Linked DNA regions of Mus musculus: region 1 is linked to region 2. A link is a loop called in an ENCODE intact Hi-C map of the cell type or tissue named here. Cell type or tissue: left cerebral cortex. All regions are shown on one strand. Each heading gives the region's core, and the rest is flanking DNA. Links, peaks and the distances in the headings are about the cores only.

Evidence for each region. Hi-C counts contacts between places; a loop is a spot of excess contacts. Peaks named below come from ENCODE experiments on the same cell type or tissue, not always from the same donor. Only the 100,000 strongest peaks of a DNase experiment are listed, where the experiment ranks them.
Region 1: it touches region 2 in a loop (8-fold over the local background); 19 of 42 quality-filtered maps call a loop at or near these places.

Annotation. Positions count from the first base shown.
Region 1 is chr12:101,157,612-101,170,361 of GRCm38, reverse strand. No RefSeq gene overlaps it. Among named protein-coding and RNA genes, the nearest start is that of Gm22749, 60 kb to the left of the region's middle. In left cerebral cortex, for the core only: no CTCF peak of the experiment used is centred there; no DNase peak of the experiment used is centred there.
Region 2 is chr12:101,395,660-101,408,409 of GRCm38, reverse strand. Catsperb (cation channel sperm associated auxiliary subunit beta) reads right to left here and starts at 3,737. Exons shown (of 27, transcript NM_173023.2): 1 at 3,619-3,737. In left cerebral cortex, for the core only: no CTCF peak of the experiment used is centred there; no DNase peak of the experiment used is centred there.

The sequences.
Region 1 (12,750 bases), core at 2,542-10,541, 240 kb after region 2:
CATAGAAAAGTAATTACTTTAAATTAATATTATAGCAGGGAGCTTATTTTATTATTTATAACTACAACTACCTTTAGTTGCTACTTGATTGCCTTTTTTTTTTATCTTTAACCCATGTTTCTTCTGTGTAGAGTCTCCTATGTAGACTGAAGATCTAGTTTCAAAAACTGTATTTCCAGTATCAAAAACTCAGTTTACCCAAGTGTCTAAGACAAACAAGATATTTGGGATGACTTTTTCTTCTGTGATTAAAAACATTGTAAATTCAACTAGAGAAGAAGCCTAACTTCTTCTCCTTTGAATCACTTGCAGCTATTCCATTGGCACAGAAAAGAGATTACATCAAATTAACATTTGAGCAAGGAAGTTTATTTTAATGCCTTTCTCTATATTACCTTTAATTGAATGTCTTCCTCGTTGCCTTTCTTTTTGGCTTTGTGTTGTTGTTTGTTTCTACCTTAGCCTTGTTTCTTCTCTACAGATTGAAGACCCAAGTATCAAGAGCTGAGTTTTCACAGTTAACTGCCTAGCAGTCTACCTAACTTTGGAAACAGCCAATTAGCTGCTACTAAATACAGAAGCCTGCTAAGAACAATCTTAAAGGATAGGCAGTTGGAATTTCCAACTGACTGCCTCTATCACGAGTATCAGAGATTTTCTGTGGAAAGTTATGAGAAGCAGTACTTCACCAAACCTATAAGTCTTAATATAATATCTACTGTAGAGTGTTAGGATGCTTATTGAGTACTTAAGGAAAACTGTAACAGCCAAAGGGTCATTCTGTCTCCAAATACTAAAGCTAAGGCAACCATCAGGGAGAGCTTCATATCTGTCTCGAAAGAAAAATAGGACTAAGAACTAATGACTTGCAAATGAACTTACTGAAAGAAAAACAAGCAAGCACACAGGGTGCAAGCCTGGGAAGAACTGTACGTGCACAGAATTTCCCATTTTCTCCCATATTCACTGCTGCATGGATGCTCTCTGTTGGGTGTGCAGACTCACTAAGGGTCCCCAGCATAAATCCGAATGAGTTCCTCACTACCAAATAGTCATAAATGTGCACAAAACTGACAAGGAATCATGCTATGATGCTAGTTAACCCAATTTTATTTGATTTTTTTAACATTTTTATTAGATATTTTCTTTATTTACATTTCAAATTGCTATCCACTTTCCTAGTTCCTAGTTTCCCCTCCAAAAATCCCCTACCCCCTTTCCCTCCCCCTGTTTCCCAACCCACCCACTCCCATTCCTGGTCCTGACATTCGCCTGTACTGGGGCATAGAACCTTCACAGGACCTAGGGCCTCTCCTCCCATTGATGACCACCTAGGCCATCCTCTGCTACATATACAACTAGAGCCACAAGTTCCACCATGTGTTTTCTTTAAATGGTGGTTTAGATCCAAGGAGCTCTGGGGGTACTGGTTAGTTCATATTGATGTTCCTCTTATGGGGCTTCAAACCCCTTTAGCTCCTTGAGTACTTTCCTTCATTGGGGACCCTGTGCTCTGTTCAATGGATGATTGTGAGCATCCACTTCTGTATTTTCCAGGCACTGGCAGAGCCCCTCAGAAGACAGCTATATCAGGCTCCTGTCAGCAAGCTTCTGTTGGCATCTGTCATAGTGTCTGGGTTTAGTGGTTGTTTAAGGGGTGGATCCCCAAGTGGGGCAGTCTCTGGATGGTCCTTCCTTCAGTCTCTGATCCGAACTTTGTCTCTGTAACTCCTTCCATGGGTATTTTGTTCCTCCTTCTAAGAAGAATTCTGCCTATAGGATTGCAGACCCCCTTCAGCTCCTTGGGTACTTTCTCTAGTTCCTCCATTGGGGGCCCTGTGTTCCATCCTATAGATGACTGTGAGCATCCACTTCTGTATTTGCCAGGCACTGGCAAGCCTCACAAGAGAGAGCTATATCAGGGTCCTGTCAGCAAAATCTTGCTGGCATATGCAATAGTGTCTGTGCTTGGTGGCTGATTATGGCATGGATCCCCAGGTGGGGTAGTCTCTGGATGGTACATCCTTTTGTCTTAACTCCAAACTTTGTCTCTGTAATGCCTTCCATGGGTGTTTTGTTCCCTATTCTAATCAGGGATGAAGTATCCACACTTTGGTCTTCATTCTTCTTGGTTTTCTTGTGTTGTGCAAATTGTATCTTGGGTATTCTAAGTTTCTGGGCTAATATCCACTTATCAGTGAGTGCATATCAAGTGAGTTCTTTTGTGATTGGGTTACCTTACTAAGGATGATATCCTCCAGATACATCCATTTGCCCAAGAATTTCATAAATTCATTGTTTTAATAGCTGAGTAGTACTCCATTGTGTAAATGTACCACATTTTCTGTATCCATTCCTCTGTTGAGGGACATCTGGATTCTTTCCACCTTTTGGCTATTATAAATAAGGTTGCTATGAACATAGTGAAGCATGTGTCCTTATTACAAGTTGGAACATCTTCTGGGTATTGCTCAGGAGAGGTATTGCTGGATCTTCCAGTAGTACTATGTCCAATTTTGTGAGGAACCGCCAGACTGACTTCCAGAGTGATTGTACAAGTTTGCAATCCCACCAGCAATGGAGGAGTGTTCCTCTTTCTCCACATTCTCGCCAGCATCTTGATAACCTTGCTTATTCTACTGTGGGGGTTGTTACCCCACTGGGGAAGTGCTGCCCCACTGTGGTGATGCTGTTCCTGGGCAGGTGCTCCTAGGCGGTAAAAGATAGGTAGCTGAGGGGATGGAGTTGACTTGGTGGTTAAGAATACTTGTTGCTCTTCTGAGAGCTGAGATTTAGTTACCAGAATCCTCATGATGGCCCACACCATCTGTAACTCCACTTCCAGGGCATCTGATACTTTCTGACACCTGATTTACATGTGATGAATAAATATCTACACAAGCACAATATTCATACACATTAAATAAATACATACATCTAAAACAAGTTAAGGAGAAGAAATGCAGCTGAATGTAAGCTTGTGTACCAGTAAGTAGCATTCTTCCATAGATTCTGTTTGAGTTCCTGCCTCGAGGTTCCTGCCTTGACTTCTTTCAGTGATGGACTGTGATCTGGATGTGTAAGCTAAATAAAACCCTTTCCTTCCCCCAAAAAAGAGAATTCTGAGCTTCTGGGCTAATATCCACTTATCAGTGAGTGCATACCATGTGTGTTCTTTTGTGATTAGGTTACCTCACTTAGGATGATATCCTCCAGATCCATCCATTTGTCTAAGAATTTCATAAATTCATTGTTTTTAATAGCTGAGTACTCCATTTGTAAATGTACCACATTTTCTGTGTCTGTTCCTCCATTGAGGGATATCTGGATTCTTTCCAGCTTTTGGCTATTATAATTAAGGCTGTTATGAACATAGTGGAGCATGTGTCCTTATTTCAAGTTGGAACATCTTCTGGGTATATGCCTAGGAGTGCTATTGCTGGATCTTCTGGTAGAACTATGTCCAATTTTCTGAGCAACTGCCAAACTGATTTCCAGAGTGGTTGTACCAGCTTGCAATCCCACCAGCAATGGAGGAGTGTTCCTCTTTCTCCACATCCTTGCCAGCATCTGTTATCACCTGAGTTTTTGATCTTAGCCATTCTGACTGGTGTGAGGTGGAATCTCAGGGTTGTTTTGATTTGCATTTCCCTGATGATTAAGGATATTGAACATTTTTTTTTCAGGTGCTTCTAAGTCATTCGGTATTCCTCAGTTGAGAATTCTTTGTTTAGCTCTGTACCCCATTTTTAATAGGGTTGTTTGGTTTTCTGGAGTCCAACTTCTTGAGTTCTTTATATATATATATATATATATATATATATATATATATATATATATATATATATATATATATATATATATGATATTAGCCCCCCTATCAGATTTAGGATTGGTAAAGATCTTTTCCCAATTTGTTGTCACCTTTTTGTCTTATTGCCAGTGTCCTTTGCCTTACAGAAGCTTTCCAATTTTATGAGGTCCCATTTGTCAACTCTTGATCTTACAGAACAAGCCATTAATGTTAATCCCATTTTATAATGATGCTTTACTTCAAAAGAACTGTAACGTGACCACATCAAACCTGTTCATATAAATATCACAGAAGTAGACTGCTCTGTGTTCCTGGAAAGATCCTGTGTAAGAATTAATCTTTTCTTCTCCCCTGGTGAACTTGAATGAAAGAAGTTAGTCCTCACCCTGAAACAAAGTATCTCTACTAATAATAACACAGTCCCAGATACTGGAGGCTCCTTTCTGTTGCATGTTGTCTCTTGCACTAGAAGGTGGTAAGCATTTTCCAGACAGAGCCTCTCACTGATCCTGGAGCCCACAGAATGAGGATACTGGGTGACTAATAGGACCCAGGAATCTGCCTATGGCTGCCTCCCCAGTAACCTATTATAATGGTGCTGGAGACTTGAACTCAGGTCCTTTTGCTTGTCGAACAAGTACTCTGTTGAATGAATGAATTCCCAACCCACTCAACCCCATTGCTCAGTTCTAAGAGAAAATGTCTTTTTATAAAAATGAAACAAAATTATGCCATTTCATGCCTACAAATAATAATGATTCCTGTACATCCACTCAGTGGCTGCTTATGTTTTCTCAGTTGTATTATTCATAAAATTTCCTGTGGTTGTAGGAAACAAGATCCCATACAATACATACTTTGTTGCTGGTTGATGGGTAGTCATGTATCTCTTAAGGTCAGGGATGCATCATGGAGATGTGTCCTTAGGGGACTTCATCTTGAGCAAACAACATAGGGTACTCATAAAACTTACATTGTATGAGACAATTAATTGTTCCATGTGGCCTCTTCATGTATTGAGATACAGGATGTGCACAAACTGATTTAGACTGCTGGGAGCATATTCCAGCCTACTGTTTACACAATAAACTATCATTTGTAAGTAGGAGTACACTCTAATAGAATAGCAAAAAGTTATGATGTAGCAATTTCATCAACCAGTGCATATCATCTTTTGTGACCATTAAGTTTTATGTTATATCCATAAGTGTAGTTTCTGTACTTTATATGCCTGGCAGGTTTGATTACACCAACATCATCACCAACATGAGTAATATATAGTATTGTAATATTATCACGACGATATAAGTAGTCTACAAGAATCTTTTGGTTCCATTATAATCTTATTGTAATTATTATACAGTGTATTATAAATATAAATATAGGCCACTGTAATCCACACAGTTCATCATTGAGTGTGGCATTGAAAATTGTCCTGTGTCTGTACTTTTCAAGTATTTAAATAGCAAATCATTTCCCTCCTAATCAGTTTTTCAATTTTTTCCTTTGTACCTAACTAGTTGAAGAAGTAATTAGTTCTGTTTCTCATTGTCTAGACATTGACGATTAAACAGTATTGTCTGATTGTTTTATAATTGTGATATATACTTTTTCTTTTTTAAAAAATTAACTAATTCACATTACATCCCACTCACTGCCCCCCTCCTGGTCACCCCCACCCCCATCCCTACCCTCATCCCCACTTCAGTTGTTCAGGACCCACATGAAGACTAAGCTGCACATCTGCTACATCTGTGTGGGGAGATCTAGAGCCAGCAGCTTATGTTCTTTGGTTGGTGGTTCAGGCTCTGAGAGTCCCAAATGTCCAGGTTAGCTGACTCTATTGGTCTTCCTATGGAATTCCTATACCCTTCAGGGGCTGCACTCCTTCCTATTCTTCCAAAAGAGTCCCTAAACTCTATCCACTGTTTGGCTGTGGGTGTCTGATCTGTTTGAGTCAGGTACTGAGTGGACTCTCTCAGAGGACAGCCATGTTAGATTCCTGTCTGCAAGCATAACAGAGTATCGTTTACAGTGTCAGGGATGGGTGCTTGTTCATGGGACGGGTCTCAAGTTGGGCCTGTTATTGGTTGGACATTCCCACAGTCTCTGCTCCATTTCCTGTCCCTGCATTTTTTTTGTAGCCAGCATAAATTTTTGGGGGGGGGGTGGGAGGACCCTCCAGAAAATCCCAGAGGCTGGGATGTGAAAGGCTTCCAGGACTCAATGTGGTTGACCTTAGCCTAAATGCCCAACAGTGGGTAGAGGGAACCTGAAGAGACCACCTCTAATACATAGACAGGGCCTCAAATGGAGGGATGGGGCTACCAACCCACCATCAAAATTTCTGACCCAGAATTATTCCTGTCTAAAAGAAATGCAGGGACAAAAATGGAGCAGAGACTGAAGGAAAGGCCATCCAGAGATGGGCCCAACTTGGGATCCACTTGGGCAGCCAAAGTCTGACACTATTACTCATGCTATGTTGTGCTTACAGACAGGAGCCTAGCATTACTCTCCTCTGAGAGGCTCTACCAGCAGCTGACTGAGAAAGATCCAGACTCTTACAGCCAACCATTAGACTGAGGTCTGGCACTCCTATGGAAGAGTTACGAGAAGGATTGAAGGAGCTGAAGGGAAGGGCAACCCCATAGGAAAACCAACAGTGTCAACTAACACAAACCCCTGGAAGCTCCCAGAGACTAAGCCACCAACCAAAGAGCACTTAAAGAAATGTTTAGTGTCCTTATTCATCAGGAAAATGCCAATCAAGACAACCCTGAGATTCCATCTTGCAACCATAAGAATGACTAAGATCCAAGGGCACACATTCCTTCTGGTTTGCACCTGCTCCTGGAGAAGATCCAGGACACTGGATCCCCACCCATTCCTACAACACCCAGAGGAAGACTTTACTCCCAGAAGCTCTGACACACCAGGATCTCAGGTCAGTCCCCAACCTCACAGGGGACATAGGGGACGAGGAACCACTGCCTAACCAGAGGCACACATTCCTTTCAGTTTGCACTTGGATCCTTGTGGGGCAGTGGACAGTGAGAGGTACCTTGGTTCTCAGTTAAGCTAAAGGCTTTGAAGCCCCGGAGATCATAAAGGGACAATAAGAGTTTTGTTCACCTTCTACCGGGCACCAGGCCCCTGTTACTAACCACAGCCCCCCATTGATTTGTGGCCATCAGTCATGTAAGGGCAATACCCCAACCCCTTCCACATATAGATGGGGCATCCCTAATATCTTAGACCAAGACAATAGGAAAAGAGATGTGACCTGTGGTCTCGAAGGCTCAAAGCAGAGAACTCCATGCTAAGAAGATATGTGGAAGGCATAGCTTTCCTTCCCATACATTCCTCCCTGCAAAAGGTATTTAATCACAGGCCCTCTGAGAAGTGGATTATGGTTTTACACATCCATTTTCCACTATGGCAATAAATTATTTGAAACAACAGACTATCTCTTTTCATTGGAATCCACTGTGGAAAAGAGCTATGGAAAAGGCCTTTGCCTGTAGAACCGCTGTCTAATCTCCCATAGAAGGTCTCTCTGCACCCCAGCCACAACCACCACCAAGTCTGCTGCTGTTGTTATGCCCAGCTTGAGGGAACCCCAGGAGACCACCAGGAATAGCGAGTCTGATACATGAACAAAGAGAGTCTTTATTATACAAGTGTGACTCAGATCACAAGCCTTCCCTGTTCTGCCAATTAGGAATGAGATGCTAGAGTCCAGGGCTTGAGATATATATAGGAGTATAAATAAGTCAGGATTCTCAAGCTTTAGAGTTACAGGATTGGGGAAGGGGTAAAGGAGTGTCGTCCTTCAAATTTGATAACATTTGTTCAGACAGTGGGGCAGAATCATGCAGCTGGAAAAGGACCTTCCTGGCCTTGGAAGAAGTAACTCATTCCCTTATCAGAAGCTAGTGTATTTTACAAACTGGTCACAGCTGTCTAGGAACATTTACTTGACTCTTTCCCAAAGTCTAAGAATGGGCTTATATCACTTCAAGAATATTGGCTCCTGCCTCCTTCAAGGACAGGAGCCATCTGCACTGGAGAAATGCTGATTGTTAATCAGGGGAGGAAAGGCAAGTTTTGGAATGTGGAGGCTAGGGTAGGCTACCTTTCGTCTGATCCCAAGGCCAGAATCTTCCGGAGGGAGGGATAAGGGGAGGGGATAGAAGTGCTGGCCACTTTGACTTGGTGCAGGGACAAGGGAGTGTGGGCCAAGGATGAATGCAGAGTCAGGGCAGGATACCACATGTCTCTTCAGTCCTTCCTCTGCTAGTAACTTTAGAGGTCAGTCTTGGGCGCTCTGAGATATGGGTTATCTGTGACCTCATTACCGTCAGTTGGATAGTTCCCAGTTTCTGTTTCATATGCTGAAAAAGCTTATTGATAATGTGTGGCCCAAAAATGAGGAGGAGTAAAATGAGGACAAGAGGTCCCACAAGGGTAAAGATGAGAGTTGTTAACCAGAGGGAAGAATCAAATGAGTGATACCAACTTTGGAATTCTCTTATTCCCTAGGGCACCAATCTATATGCTCCCTAACATTGGCTAATGATTCCCTAATAACTCTAGAATGGTTGACATAGAAACAACACTCTTCACGCAAAGTGACATATAGCCCTCCTTGTTATAGGAACACTAAGTCTAATCCCAGCCTCATTCTGCAGGACTACCTCATTCAGATAGTCCATGTTATGCTCTAAGTATGAGATAGACTTTTCTAGGCATTGGATGTCTTCATCTATGTCTGCCTTTGAGCTATTGTAATTCTTTCCTATAGCTATCCCAGTGCAGGCTCCAGGCAGTCTATGGCTAAGGTTAGAAAGATAGGTTTCCTTTTCTGCCTTATGATGTCTCCTTCAACATTCCCTACCAGAGTTCTCAGCATTGTCTCTTCTGAGTAATAGGTTATATGAGGTACTGAATTCTTTTGGGGTAGAGGAATTAAGAACCTCTCCATGTACACACAGGTTTAGTCCTGTTGAACATGCCTACCATGCCTCTCCGGAGGCATAATCCATTTGGAATGAACAGTGGGAATGGTCCAATTGCAGAGGTGTTGGTACCATGAGGGGACTTTTCCCAGGCAGGTACCTTGACCTGATATGGTCTGCAAGGTTAAATCCAAACCTTCCTGAGACCATCTACATACATGCAACATCCCTTTCAGACACATTATATCCAGCTATTAACCCAACACCTTCATAAACGGGGGGGGGGGGGGGGGGGAGGGGTCTAGCATTATAACATAACCAGCAAAAGGTGGTAAGTTCTGACTGGGAGACATTCAGGATTTAGAAGGTCTTTAACATCACCGACCAGAGGGGGTCCACTGGTTCTGTGTGTTTCAGGAAAAGTTCTGGAATTGAAGATCCCTGTGGTTGAATGACTGGGGATAGAGTGATCACTAGTCTGGGGGATGATGTTAACACAGGTTTGGGGTCTGTCAAAACATGATTTGGTCCTTCAGCTACTGGCAGTGGATTTACAATTGGCTTTATTGAGAGTCTAACTGTAAAAAGCAGTCCAGGGTTGTTCCCCCTGAAAATGTGAAGCCGGAAGCCCCATGATTTCTCAGTTTCCCATCCTTACCTTGCCTCCCTTTGGCAGTGAACCTAAGTAAAGCTTTGGCACTGTCCCCCTGCTGGGCAACCGTGATAAGGTCTTTCTTTGACACCTTCCACTCCCGGTACCCTGTGACTGATGTTTCGAATCCCCAAGCAGCACAGTAAAACTGTTCCAGACCCATACATGTGGTGGTTCTTCCCCCACCCCAGGACATATATAAAAAGTCCTCCATCTACAACTGGGGTAAGAGTCTCGTAAAGTCTGTTGAGTGTCAGGCCATAAATTATTGGCCAGCCAGCACAAATCAAAAGTCAAATCTGAAAACCAGAGTGTCCCAAGTGGCTTCTTCATACAAGCTAGTTAGGCACAATAGCCAGTCTCAGGATTTTCAACTACCCAGGTTAGGTCCAAAGGCTGATGTGGATTAGGGGCTGCAATGCATACAGTTAACCAAAATAGTAGGCTTGGGACCAGGTTAATTTTAACTTTACAGGATGAATGCCCTATTGGGAGTGACCTTGTTTGGGTGTTAACTGCTTTAATGCCTTGTCAGCCATAAGTGCCTACTGACATGAAGACTTGGCCTTGTGGGAAAGTACTGGCATAGTTAAGAACAAAGAGCTATAGATCTTGTGGACAAGATCTTGTGGACAGGTACCTAGCAACCCATTCTGTGCTGTTCCTCCTGTTGAACTTTTTAACTAGTCAATATCCTGCTTTTGGTAACAGGTGCATTCCCCCAGAAACAAAGCGATTCTACGTCACCCCCTTGCCCCATATCCTGCTTCTATGAGTATATAACCTGTGTGGGAATAATAAAAATTTGTCAGCTTGATCAGATCTCCTGACTTCTTGTCTGTTCTTTGCATTTCTTGTCCCTCATTCTCTCCACAGTTGATCCCCAGACCCTGTTCAACTGTCCTGTTCAGGCAATGCCCTTTTGAACTTTCCATTCCAGCAGCAATGGTGGAACCTGGTAATCTTCCTCTGAGAAGTGGGGATCAGATGGTCTAATGTGAGTGTAGTGCAACCAGGCAGTAATCCCGTCTACTTTAATGTCAGTCAGCATGGTTAGCAAGGCAACAAAAGGTCTTTTCCACCTGGGCTCCAACACCTCCAGGTGAAATCTCTTCATGTAGATCCAGTCTCCTTGTTGAAACTTGTGTGGTTCCAGAACCAGGCCTGCTTTGTAGAGGGCATGCAGTTTAGGCCTAACATACACGTGAGCCCACTGGGTTTCTCTGACCTTAGTTATTAATTCATCATCTTACAATTCTGTAACAGATGCCAACCAGAGGTTAGGTAGGATGGGGGCAGGAATAACATACATAATCTCAAAGGGGGTTAATCCCATCTGGTAAGGGGAGTTCCTCACCCAATACAGGGCAAAGAGAAGAAGCATCACCCAGTTTCCTCCAGTCCCCATGGTCAATTTAATTAAGGTGACTTTTAATGTTCTGTTCATCCTTTCTACCTGTCCTGAACTTTGGGGTCAGTATGCACGATGTAATTTCCAATCTGCCCCAATAAATCTTGTTCAGGGGCTGCCACTGACTTGTCTCAGAGGCCAAGTCAAGTGTCTGCGCCTGGGTTGGATCACCGTTCTGATCCATTAGCCAGACTTCCCCAGATTTAAAATGAATTTGGGCCCACATTTTAGCTAGATCTCTCTCCCGCCGTAAGTGGTAGGGGCACCCAGGAATGACTATGAATGAATGGGTTAGCCATCCCATTCCCAACTCCACTGTTCTTCAGTAGTCCATGAACATTGTTTGGTACCTGTGGCCCCTTGGACACAGGACTTCTTAGTAGACAGCAGCCCTTCAGCCTTTACAAACACTGAATGTCTACCTCCAGTATCCATACCAGGAAGTCTAGAGGCTTCCCCTCCACTCTAAGGGTTACCCTGGGCTTTGGGAGGGGATCTGAGCCCTGACTCCCTCAATCTTCTTCCTCGGTGATCTTGGTCTTAGTCTTTTGCTTTCTCTTTGGGTATTCTCTAGCCCAATGTCCTTCCTCCTTACAATAGGTACATTGGTTCTTACCTAAAACTTGTCTATGACATCCCTTAGGCTCTTTCCCTTCAGCAATATTCTGGAGCTGGTGCTTCCTATCTCTCTGGTCTGGATTACTATTGACCAGAAGGACTTAGCCAGATCTCTAGTAAATATCTTCCCTGTCTTAATCTTTTCACCTTTAGTTTCCCTGTTATAGTACACCTTCTCCACACCCTCCACTAAATCTCTCAATGACTTCTCCCCTAATCTTTCTAACTTCTGTAACTTCCTTCTAATATCTGGTGTTAAGTGATTTATAAACACCAGTGCTACTGTGTTAGAATTCTCCTCCTGCTCAGGGTCTATGTGCATATAATGATAGAAAGCATCCATAATCCATTCAAGGAACTCTGCTGAACCTTCACTGTCGTTCTGCCTGACATCATAAACCTTAGCCAAGTTTGTGGGTCACCTAGCAGCTGCCCTGAGACCGGCCATTAGAGACTGATGGTAGACTCGGAGACACTCCCTACTTACACCCATATTGTAGTCCCAAGCTAGTCTCTTTAGGGTAAATCCATCATTTATGTCAGCAGGATTCTGGATTGGAGTGCCATTAGCTCCCAGAACATTCTTCCAGGCCTCCAAAATGATGTGTTCCTTTTCCTCGGTAGTAAAGAGGATCAGCAAGAGCTGCTCAAATGGGCTGATGGGTGAAAAGGATAGTGCCTAAGAGGACAGTGAGCTCTCTAGGGTTGAGAGAGAATCTGGCATTCTGTATCCTCCAAATATAAAGATCAGCAGTAGCAAAGGGCCAATAATGATGAGGGTGATTTTACTGCTGGTCAACTGGTCCAGTCACACTTAGGGGTAAAAGAGTAGAATATGCCTCTGGCTCTACAGCCTCAGAAGGCACCATGCATCTGCTTCTAGTCCACTGTGCCAACCCTGCTCCCCTCCATTCCTGAAGTTGACACTATTGGGGCTGGTGGTACTTCCTCCAGGGCTCCCTCCCAGGGAAGTATGTGCTGAGCTGGAAATGGCATCTGCAGGGGTACAGGCAGTGCCAAAGCTGGCACCCCCCAGAATATGGGTGGTACTGGAACTGGCTCTGGTGGAAGTGCTGGTGGGGCTGCTTGGGTGTAAGGTGGTAGAAAGAGGACCTTCTCAGGTGTGCTATCCTATAAGATGGAGTAAAGAGGTGCAGGAGGTCTGGGGACTTCCCGTTTCTGTTCTTCCACCACCAGGGCTGCCAATGTTTCTGGTAATGAAGAAGCGTTAGCAAGAGGAAAGAGGAAGGATTTAACCCATGGTGGTGGATTAGTAACCAAATCCTTCCAAACT
Region 2 (12,750 bases), core at 316-8,315:
TCTCTTACATAGGAATCTAGTGTCTTTTGCCAACATCCAAAAGCAGACACTAGACTGACTCGTCAACTTTAGTAGACTGAAATCTCAGACTCTGCAGAGCTCCTGATAACGGCTCAACTAATTAGGGGTTTCCCTCCTTCAAAATTTGATTTGCTTATTTAAGAATATTTAGTGAACAAGGGCTCAAATATCCATTGAAATTTTGAATTTATCATTTTCATATTATCAAAGAGGTCTATTTTATTTACGCAGTTATTTTTAGAGAAAGGGTCTCAATGTTCTAGGCTGCAACTCACTACAGACACCAGTCTGTTCTTCAAACCATAGAGAAATGCCTGTCTCTGCCTCCAAGTTCCAGGATTTCAAAGGCATGTACCACCATACAACCTTTGAAAACTTTTTAAAGTACATTATTATTTGTTCTCCACAAACTAATGGTAAAGTCTTATTGTTGAAGACTTACATATTTCATTGAACAAGAAAAAGCCAAGTTGAGCCTTCATCTCTACCAACTAGAGTTCATAGTACTGAAAGGTACTTTTGCAAGCTATTGGAGGATAAAGGCAACCACCAACCCTCTATAAACAACCCTCTGGTTAAATCCAGTTAGAAAGTGATTGGGGTTATAGCCTACTCCATGATATTCCCAAGAATCTGAGGCAGAATAGATAATGGTACTAGAGGGAAACCAAATAACATTGACTCCTATCAAATTTCTGATATACCTATCAGAATAGATGGGTGCCTCAACTCAGCCATCACAAGAGAAACTTCCTATTGCAATAGGTGGGAACTAACACAGAGACACACAACTGAAGAATGTGCTAAGTGTGAGAGATTTTGTAATATTCATTCCTAAAGGAGGTGTTTTCGCCTCCTCAAACCATGCCCCTCAAGGCTCCGCAAGCTATGTTAAAGAGAAAGTGAAAAGATTTTAAGAGCCAGAGGTAATAGGTGATTCCAAGGAAACGGTGTCTGCCAGACACACCAGGTCTGATCTGTACATGAACACACGAACACAGTGGCAGCATGTCCAGGGCATGAGCAAGTTAAAGCCAGCTGGGATGCCAGCATTGAGGAGAGGAACGGGCATGTCTTCCATCCATAATCAACAAGCTATCTCCCAATGACAACAGCTTGAAAAGGAAAAATTAGTTTCTTTCCATGGAGTCTCACTGGGTATACAAACCACACCTCAGGTTAAGTTTAATGTCTAGTAGTACATGGTCAACACAAAATAAACTCAATGGTGATTTTTTTTTAAATCTCATATTGCTTTGTTTTGTTTTGTTTTGTTTTGTTTTTGGCTTGGGTGTTATGGTTTTCCAAGTTTATTATGACTTTGTGTGTGTGTCTCTGTGGGCGTGTTTCTTCTGTTCTTTCTCTTTCTTTTTCTTTTCTTTTACTTATCTGTTTGTTTCTTAAAGGGATAAAGGCTAAAACGGTATGGAGTAGGGTGGGGAGATGAGAACGATTTAGGAGGAGTTGGTGGTGGAGAAGCTCTGATCAGAAAATATTGTAAAAAAACATGTTTTCTCAATTTTTAAAAAAGTCCATGTTTTCGGTCTCTCTATGAGTCAAGTTGTCACAAGGCTAGAGGAAAGAGCTATTATGTTAAAGTATACCAGCGTGGTGCTGGACTCAATTATGTTTTTGTGTAAGAATAAGTTAAACATTATGTTGAGATATGGTTATTGCTTAATTTAAAAATAGTGCTCCTGTCAAAAATCTTGGATTATTTACCTAACCATTTAAATTAAATTATATAACACCATTAGAATCCACCAGCTTTTCTCTTTAGTTTAATGAAAATACATTATGACCTAGGTCCCTAGTTCATTTGACCTATAGTATTGCTATCCATAATGTTGCTCTAATCTTTTTATTAGGTAGGCATAAAATTGCTAATTTAATTTTATTGGATTAGTCTATGGCTTATCTTAGACAGAAGAACTAAGAACTTACTGAGAAAGACTTTAAACATTCATGTAGTAAAGAAATCTGAGGGAGTTACAAGAGAGACATGTCAGAAGTGGGCTCAGGTTCCCTTTGACTCTTACTAACTGCACACCCCCTTTTTCGGGTTTGAGCCTTTCTACTTATTCTTTGAGTTTGGTGACAGAATGCACTTTGGGGTTCCTGGTGGGTTAAATGACCTGCTGCCATAGTCTCAGACATTTGAACACTTGGACATGATGTACATCAATTGATGGCACTGTTAGGAGCTTTTGGAGATGTCACTTTGATGGAGGAAGTGTGTCACTCAAGGTGGGCTTTGAGTCTTCAGTCTTTCTGTTTTCTTCTTGTGGTGCAAGGTGTGAGTCTTCAGCTTCCTGCTCTTTCTCCATGCCTTTGCCCTGCTACCATAGACTCTAACTTTCTGGAACCACACACCCAAACACACTCTTGCTTCTAAAAGTTGCTTTGGTAATGTGATTTTTATCACAGTAATAGAAAAATAACTAACAAAAACACATTTCAAGTTCATTACTGCCTAGGGACAGATGATCTTGGAACCATGATCTTTGTACTCCATGGGTTTAATCAATACTAGAAGATGCCACAAAGTAAAAAATTCAAGGATATCAGAAATATGACTATAGTTGACCTATTAGTAAACTGGGTGACACTTAGCATTCTCTCCTTTATCCTTCAATATAGCAATACATCCTAACTTGAAATTCCCTCATTTCAACAGTCACTTTATATCTCGAGAGACTGTCTAAATTTTAGCTTGAGTTAACCTTGAACAATTGAAGTACTTTTGAGTATGTTGCTTTTCTAAGTTAACTTTTTATTCAGTAAGATTAGTGTCACAGCTACTCCACACTGTCTGTAATGCATTTGACAGTTTCATTACAGAAAAGTACTTCCTTAGTTCTACAACTTCTTCATTCTGTTATATAAATTTCAATTTCTTACATTCAAATGTTACTTCTTATCAGGCAATTACACTATTTCTTTCACTAGTCAGTTTCAAACCTGGAAACTACATAGTGATACATGACAAAATCTTTCACCCCTTTTTTCACCTTAAACTAGTAAACTGACAACAGCTGAACAACTCTAGGACCCATGCCTTTAATTATTGTGGCTTTTATATAACTGTCTATGACAAGTCACAGATTTGGAATTTCCCTTCCTTCTGGTACCAAACACTGAGAACTGTAGGAGAGAGGAGCCTAACTTACCTCCATCTGGTTCATTTGTAACTATGCCATTGTCGTAGAAAAGTGATTAATTTAAGTTAATATTATAGCAGGGAGCTTATTTTAATATTTATTACTACAATTACATTTAATTGCTACCTAATTGCCTTTTCTTTTTATCCTTTACCCATATTTCTTCTGTGTAGAGTCTTTTCTGTAGACTGAAGATCCAGTATCAAAAAATGAATTTCCAGTATCAAAACCTCAATTTACCCAAATGTCTGAGACAAACAAGATATTTGGGATGATTTTTGTTATGTGACTGAGAACATTGTAATATCAACTAGAGAAGAAGCCTAACTTCTTCTCATTTGAATCACTTGCAGCTATTCCATTGGCACAGAAAAGTGATTGCATCAAATTAACATTTGAGCAGGAAGCTTATTTTAATGCCTTTCTCTACAATTACCTTTAATTGAATGTCTTCCTCGGTGCCTTTCTTTTTGGCTTTGTGTTGTTGTTTGTTTCTACCTTAGCCTTGTTTCTTCTCTACAGATTGAAGACCCAAGTATCAAGAGCTGAGTTTTCACAGTTAACTGCCTAGCAGTCTACCTAACTTTGGTAAGAGCCAATCAGCTGCTACTAAGTACAGAAGCCTGCTAAGAACAATCTTAAAGGATAGGCAGTTGGAATTTCCAACTGACTGCCTCTATCACAAGTATCAGAGATTTTCTGTGGAAAGTTATGAGAAGCAGTACTTTACCAAGCCTATAAGTCTTAATATAATATCTACTGTAGAGTGTTAGGATGCTTATTGAGTACTTAAGGAAAACCGTAACAGCCAAAGGGTCATTCTGTCTCCAAATACTAAAGCTAAGGCAGCCATCAGGGAGAGCTTCATATCTGTCTCGAAAGAAAAATAGGCCTAAGAGCTAATGACTTGCAAATGAACTTACTGAAAGAAAAACAAGCAAGCACACAGGGTGCAAAGCCTGGGAAGAACTGTATGTGCACAGAATTTCCCATTTTCTCCCATATTCACTGCTGCATGGATGCTCTCTGTTGGGTGTGCAGACTCACTAAGGGTCCCCAGCATAAATCCAAATGAGTTCCTCAGTACCAAATAGTCATAAATGGGCACAAAGCTGACAAGTAGTATTGCTATGATACTAGTTAACCCAATTTTATAATCATGCTTTACTTCAAAAGAACTGTCACCTGCTTGTATAAATATCACAGAAGAAAACCGCTCTCAGTTTAATGTGTTCTTAGAAAGACTTTTCTTCTCCCCTGGTGAACTTGAATGAAAGAAGTTAGTCTACACCCTGAAAGAAAGTGCAGAGCACAACAAAGTATCTTTACCAATAATAACACAGTCCCAGAAACTGGAGACTCCTCTCTGTTGTATGCTGTCTCTTGCACTAGAAGGTGGTAAGCATTTTCCAGACAGAACCTCTCACTGAACCTGGAGCCACAGAATGCGGATACTGGGTGACTAATCGAAGAGTACTTACGTCCTATTAAATTATTTTTTTTGGGTAAGGGATTGGAGAATATAAGCAAAAACATGCTTAATACTTAATGTGGAAATGAAAATGTATTATTTGATTGCTATGTACTTCTGCCTTAAAGATTATAATTGAACTTTTTTAGATTTTATCACAATTTCTTTTGACATAAATTTGTATATAATTTACGTGATGAATTCCTCCTGTTTCCTTTTTTTTTTTTAATTAAAAAACCTATTTTCTTGTCCCTTTGTAGTTTGCAATTTTAGGACCAGTAAACTTCCTGGTTCTCCTGGGCTAAGCAAATCTATGCTTGATCTTACAACTTCATCTCAGCGATTCATCCAGATATAGTAATTATATAATTTCACTCTACGTGAACTGTTTCAAATAAAAATAATCAGAACTGTGTGAATTTCATTAGGAACCACATGTATTTCTGTGACTATGTTTATTATAATATCTGAAGAATAAATACTTGTCATTTCCTATATTCATTAGTTTAGGAAATTTTCAGTGATTAATAAAATGTATTATATTTCTTTCACTTTGCATAATTTTATCTCTTAATTAGTATGCACTGAAGTATCTTGAGGCAATTAGTATTTGTAATTGTATAGTCAACAGAGCTTATTTAACTTTGCTTATTGAACATAACCAGGCAGTTACTAGTTACTAGTTACTAGTTACTAGTTACTAGTTACTAGTTACTAGTTATTTCTATTGGGGTATAAAGGATGCTTTAATATAGCATTCTCTGATAGATTAAAAGGTTTGTTTATAGTTCAGCCAAGTTCTATTTGAAATAAGGAAACAAACCAGAAATGATTCCTTATGTTTGTAATCCCAACATTTAGAAAGCTGAGGCAGGAGGATCAGTTAAGAATATGAGGCCAGCCTGGGCCACATAGTAATAAAACTATGTCTGAAAACACCAAAAATCCTTTTAGCAATAGAGAGAGGGAAAGTTTAAAGACAAGTCATCTATCTTCCTGTAAATGAGAGTAAAAGTACTCTGAACATCTCCTTATATATACCATGGACTTCTTTTAAGTTGGTGTGGAAGGCATGTTTTATAAAATGGGCATTCATTCTCAATTAGCCTTAATAATTCTATAATTAGTTTTTAATTCTTATACCAGGACTATCTCAGACCCACCAGCAATGTGGATGTCTACACAGAGGCTTATTAATATTTTAAAGCCTAGGCCTTTTGCCAAGCAGTCTCCAGAGCACTCTATCCAGACCAAACCTGGCACAATCTCCCTCCACATAGTCAGGTGTGCTTCTCTGCCCAGCTCTTGTCCATCTGTCCACCTCCATGTCGGCTGGTACGCCTGCCTCTGATTTCTTCTCCCAGAGTCTCTGCCCGGAAGATTCACCTTCCACTTCCTGCTCAGCTATTGGCCATCAGATCTTTATTAAAGTCAATCAGATACAATTTTAGAATGCCTTAGGCAGGTAAGGAAGAACGAATATTTACAAAATATGAGATCAGTGATGGGCCATTAGCTCTCTGCTAGTACAGAATTAACAATTGAATATACAGAGACACACCTTCAGATAGTGCACCCCAACTAATGCTATATAAACCACTCTTTTAACACACATCTGAATTGTTTGATGATTTTTGTTAAATACAACTGTCAAGGCTTGATTCATCCCTAGAATTTTTCTGTTTAGTAGTCCCGTGATGGTGTCTGAATTTTTATTTGTATGTTTTGCATGATGCAATTGCTCCTGGTCTAGAGGAATTATGCTATGATAATACTGTTTTATACTTTAGTAGGTTACTGGACACCTCCAATAATGCATGAAATATGAAAAGTAAGACCAAACCGAAAATACTGAAGATTTTCTAATGTTACCTACTAAAGTATTTCTCAGTACATGTTACAATTTTCTTTTCTCTCCTACCAGCATAGGAAATTCTGACCAATAACAATGACAAATTGATTAACATGGAATTTGATATCAAGGTTTTTAATTGGGGCATAAGCATGAAAGTTTTTGTAGTTTGATACTCATTTTCTGACTGAAGCATATTGTTGCTATTGTTATTGTTATTGCAGAGACGTGATTCATTTTCCAGTGTGCCTAGTAGTTCTTCTTCAAGAAAAAATTCTCAGGGCAGTAACAGAAGCCTGGGTAAGGAATACAGTATCCTATGTATACTGCTCAGCAGGTTATTTCTACTTAGTAATATCTTGTCACTGTTATAATTGGATAAAGAAAAACAGGTTTAATTCATTTTATCTGCTGGTTAGTGTACCAGTGTTAATGGTATTATCACAAATTGAGATCAGATAGCCCATGGCTTAGTATTCAAAGCAAAAACAAATGTATTTTTAAAGTAAGCTGCTATATATCTTTTATTTATGATTTAAAGTACATGGATTAAGGAACTTTCAGAAGTACGTCAACCTGAAAAGTGCTGTTTACAGAGTTTTAACTTAATTCCTACATTGCAGTTCTGTTAAATTCCTAAAAGATATGCATTCTTAGTGTATTTTATCTCTAGCATTTCACACACACACACACACACACACACACACACACACACACACATACAAAAACCAGAAGTGTGATCTTTATCTTACTATGCTGGAGACTTAAAAAATATATATCAGGTTTTGCCAGGGATGGTGGCACATGTCTTGACTCTCAGCACTTGGGAGTGAGAGGCAAGAAGGTCTCGGTGAGTTCAAGGCCAGCTTGATCTACAAAGTAAGTTACAGGATAGTCAAGGCTACATAGTAAGATATTGTCCCAAAAGTCCAATACATTTGTTTTATTTGTGTTTTTAAAATTGGTTTAAATCAAATGTTAATTGGATTAAAAAGATTGCCTGGAATTTTTATTCTTAGTTCTTTATAATTCAGATAGAATCACCCTATCAGTAGATGAAAAAAACTTGGAGAAATTGAATGTGAAATTGCTTTATAATTCTTTAGCAGAGCAGATCTGGATCACAGTTTTGCAGGTAAATTAACATAGTATTAATTTTTATTATAAAATGAAATATTTATATTTAATTTTATATAATTGAATATAAAAGTTATTCAATTATTTTGTATTCATTCCTTTATATTCATTCAATTAGGTTACATTTTATAATCTACAAGTAACTAGTGTGGCTTCCTTCTGAATAAAAGGTCAATAATTATCTTCAAAATTTAGGAGTCTATTGTATTTTTCAGAAAAGAGTACTTAACAAAATGTTTAACACTGAAACTGCTGGAAGAAAACAGAGAAAGCACTTCAAGATACAGGCATAAGTCAATTTTTTTATTAGAACTCTAAAGCACAGGAAATTAACAAGATTATCCAACACAGAGATTAACAAGTGGAATTTTATGAAATTTAAAAGTTTCTGAACAGCAAGGAAACTATTACCAGAGTAAATAGATAGCCTACAGAATGGGAAAAATAATCTTTGCCAGTTCTACTTTAGACAGGAGTTAATATCTCTAATATATAAAGAACTGAAAACAGAAAACACCAGAACCCCTAAATGGCCAAACACTGAACAGATAGTACTTGAAAGGAGTAATACAAAAGTATAATACATTCTTAAAGAATGGTCAGTAGACTCAACCATCAGGTAAATGCAAAGTAAAACTTCTTTGAGATCCTATCTCATCCCAGGCAGAATGGCTATCATCAAAAGACAAATGACAACAAATACTGGTGAGAGTGTTAGGGAAAAGGAACTCTTTGTGAGAGTGTAAACTATAGATAGATATAGGTATAGATTAGATATGAATATGGATAGATATAGATATAGTGAATGTTTCAGGAAAATTGATAGATCTGGAAGTTAACAAGTGATATAGACATGACTCACAAGAATATTACATGTTCTCTTTCATATGTTGACCCTCCTTTTAATTTTTATATTTGTACTTGTATGTACACCAGTCAGGAAATTAGAAATAGGAACACAAAGTGGATGGATGTTGCATATTATTTTATCATTATTTGTTATGGAAAAGAGTTTTTAAGGAAGGGATTAGGGATGATAATGGAATACTTGTTACTTGAAAGCTAGAAGACAACAATTGGAGACAAGTGAGAGGCAGGGCAAGGAGAGGAATAGAAGAAGAGTAAGCAACTAAGACAAAAATATATAAAAATGTTATGAAGGAAAATGTCAACATGTTAATGTGGATGAAGTGTGAAATCTTAGTTCTAAAATTTACTTTAAAATTTTTAACTAAAAAATAATTAACTCAGTAGGGCATGGTGGCTCATACCTGTAATCCCAACACTCTGGAGGCAGAGACAGGTGGGTCTCTGAGGCCAGCATGGTATACATTAAGAGTCCCAAAACAACCAGGGCTATGTAATGAGACCTTGCATCAGAAAAGTCATTAAATCAATAAATATATCATATATTTGTATTGTCAGAGTCCTCTGTAACAACTTAACTTATGCTCTCATTTTTTTAAAGTGCAAATAGAGAAAATGTGTTTCATCTACAAAATAGAATACTACTCAGCTATTAAAAACAAGGACAGCCCTTCCGGTCCCGCCAGCACCGGGGTACCTAGGGCGCAGAGTCAGCTGACACCCACAAGCTACCCAAAGACCCTCCACGGGATATTAAGACCTCTGGTGAGTGGAACAAAGCTGCTGCTCCAATCCAATCATGTGGGACTTGAGACTGCATTAATTAGGGAAGCAGAAAACCCAGCCTGATCAGGGGTGCAAGTCCCTTCCGGTCCACACCAGCACAGGGGTACCTTGGGCATGGAGTCTGAAGACACCCGTAAGGTATACAAAGGACCCTCAATGGGATCTTTTATGTTTTGTTTTGATGTTATTACGTATTTTCCTCAATTACATTTCCAATGTTGTCCCAAAAGTCCCCCATACCATCCCCCCTACTCCCCTACCCACCCATTCCCACTTTTTGGCCCTGACATTCCCCTGTACTGGGGCATATAAAGTTTGCATGTCCAATGGGCCTCTCTTTCCAGTGATGGCCGACTAGGTCATCTTTTGATACATATGCAGCTAGAGACAAGAGTTCTGGGTACTGGTTAGTTCATAATGTTGTTGCACCTACAGGGTTGCAGATCTCTTTAGCTCCTTGGATACTTTCTCTAGCTCCTCCATTGGGGGCCCTGTGATCCATCCAATAGCTGACTGTGAGCATCCACTTCTGTGTTTGCTAGGCCCCGGTCTAGTCTCACAAGAGACAACAATATCAGGGACCTTTCAGCAAACTCTTGCTAGTGTATGCAATGGTGTCATCGTTTGGAGGCTGATTATGGGATGGATCCCTGGATATGGCAGTCTCTAGATGGTCCATCCTTTTGTCTCAGCTCCAAACTTTGTCTCTGTAACTCCTTCCATGGGTGATTGTTCCCAATTCTAAGAAAGGGCAAAGTGTCCACACTTTGGTCTTCATTCTTCTTCAGTTTCATGTGTTTTGCAAATTGTCTCTTATATCTCGGGTATACTAAGTTTCTGAGCTAATATCCATTTATCAGTGAGTACATATCATTTGAGTTCTTTTGTGATTGGGTTACCTCACTCAGGATGATGCCCTCCAGGTCCAACCATTTGCCTAGGAATTTCATAAATTCATTCCTTTTAATAGCTGAGTAGTACACCATTGTGTAAATGTACCACATTTTTTGTATCCATTCCTCTGTTGAGGGGCATCTGGGTTCTTTTCAGCTTCTGGCTATTACAAATAAGGCTGCTATGAACATAGTAGAGCATGTGTCCTTCTTACTGGTTGGAACGTCTTCTGGATATGTGCCCAGGAGAGGTATTGTGGGATCCTCCGATAGTACTATGTCCAATGTTCTGAGGAACTGCCAGACTGATTTCCAGAATGGTTGTACAAGCTTGTAACCCCACCAAAAATGGAGGAGTGTTCCTCTTTCTCCATATCCTCGCCAGCATCTGCTGTCACCTGAATTTTTTTATCTTAGCCATTTTGACTGGTGTGAGATGGAATCTCAGGGTTGTTTTGATTTGCATTTCTCTGATGATTAAGAATGCTGACCATTTTTTCAGGTGCTTCTCAGCCATTCGGTATTCCTCAGGTGAGATTTCTTTGTTTAGCTCTGAGCCCCATTTTTAATGGGGTTATTTGATTTTCTGGAGTCCACCTTCTTGAGTTCTTTATATATATTGGATATTAGTCCCCTATCTGATTTAGGATAGGTAAAGATCCTTTCCCAATCTGTTGGTGGCCTTTTTGTCTTATTAACAGTATCCTTTGCCTTACAGAAGCTTTGAGGTTTCATGAGGTCCCATTTGTCAGTTCTCTATCTTACAGCACAAGCCATTGCTGTTCTATTCAGGAATTTTTCCCCTGTGCCAATATCTTCAAGGCTTTACCCACTTTCTCCTCTATAAGTTTCAGTGTCTCTGGTTTTATGTGGAGTTCCTTGATCCACTTAGATTTGACCTTAGGAATAAAAAGAAACCCTAGGATAGCAAAAACTCTTCTTCTCAAGGATAAAGAACCTCTGGTGGAATAACCATGCATGACCTAAAGCTTTACTACAGAGCAATTGTGATAAAAACTGAATGGTACTGGTATAGTGACAAACAAGTAGACCAATGGAATATAATTGAAGGCCCAGAAATGAACCCACACCCCTATGGTCACTTGATCTTCGACAAGGGAGCTAAAACCATCCAGTGGAAGAAAGACAGCATTTTCAACAAATGGTACTGGCACAACTGGTGGTTATCATGTAGAAGAATGCGAATTGATCCATTCCTCCACAGGATCTTAAGACCTCTGTGAGTGGATCACAACTTCTGCCAGGAGGCAGGTTCGAAAACGAGATAGCTGGGCACCTTCCCCGCAAGAGGAGAGCCTACCTGCAGAGAGTACTCTGAACACTGAAACTCAGGAGAGATCTAGTCTCTCAGGTCTGCTGATAGAGGCTAACATATACACCTGAGGAACAAGCACTAACTAGAGACTACTACAACAACTAACTCCAGAGATTACCAGATGGCGAAAGGCAAAGGTAAGAATATTCTAACAGAAACCAAGATCACTCACCATCATCACAACACAGCACCGTAGGTTTGGTCTTCTCATTGTGTCCTGGATTTCCTGGATGTTTTGAGTTAGGATCTTTTTGCATTTTGTATTTTCTTTGATTGTTGTGCTGATGTTCTCTATGGAATCTTCTGCACCTGAGATTCTCTCTTCCATCTCTTGTATTCTGTTGCTGATGCTCTCATCTATGGTTCCAGATTTCTTTCCTAGGTTTCCTAAATCCAGTGTTGCCTCACTTTGGGTTTCTTTATTGTGTCTACTTCCCTTTTTAGGTCTTGGATGGTTTTATTCAATGCCATCACCTGATTGGTCCTATTTTCTTGCAATACTTTAAGGGATTTTTGTGCTTCCTCTTTAAGGTCTTCTGTTTATCAGTGTTCTCCTGTATTTCTTTAAGTGAGTTATTAAAGTCCTTCTTGACGTCCTCTACCATCATCATGAGATATGCTTTTAAATCTAGGTCTAGTTTTTCGGGTGTGTTGGGGTGCCCAGGACTGTTTGGGGTGGGAGTGTGTTGTGATGATGGTGAGTGGTCTTGGTTTCTGTTAGTAATATTCTTACGTTTGCCTTTCACCATCTGGTAATCTCTGGAGTTAATTGTTGTAGTCGTCTCTGGTTAGTGCTTGTTCCTCAGGTGTTTATGTTAGCCTCTATCAGCAGACCTGGGAGATTAGCTCTTTCCTGAGTTTCAGTGTTCAGAGTACTCTCTGCAGGCAAGCTCTCTTCTTGTAGAGAAGGTGCCAAGATATCTGGTGTTCGAATCTGCCTCTTGGCAGAAGTTGTGATCCACTCACAGAGGTCTTAAGATCCCGTGGAGGGTCCTGTGGGTACCTTGCGGGTATCCACAGACTCTGCGCCCAAGGTACCCCGGTGCTGGCATAGACCGGAAGGGACTTGTGCCCCTGATCAGGCCGGGTTTTCTGCTTCCCTAATTAATGAAGTCTCAGGTCCCACGCGATTGGATTGCAGCAGAAGCTGTGTTCCACTCACCAGAGGTCTTAAGATCCTGTGGAGGGTCCTGTTGGTACCTTGTGAGTGTTCACAGACTCCGTGA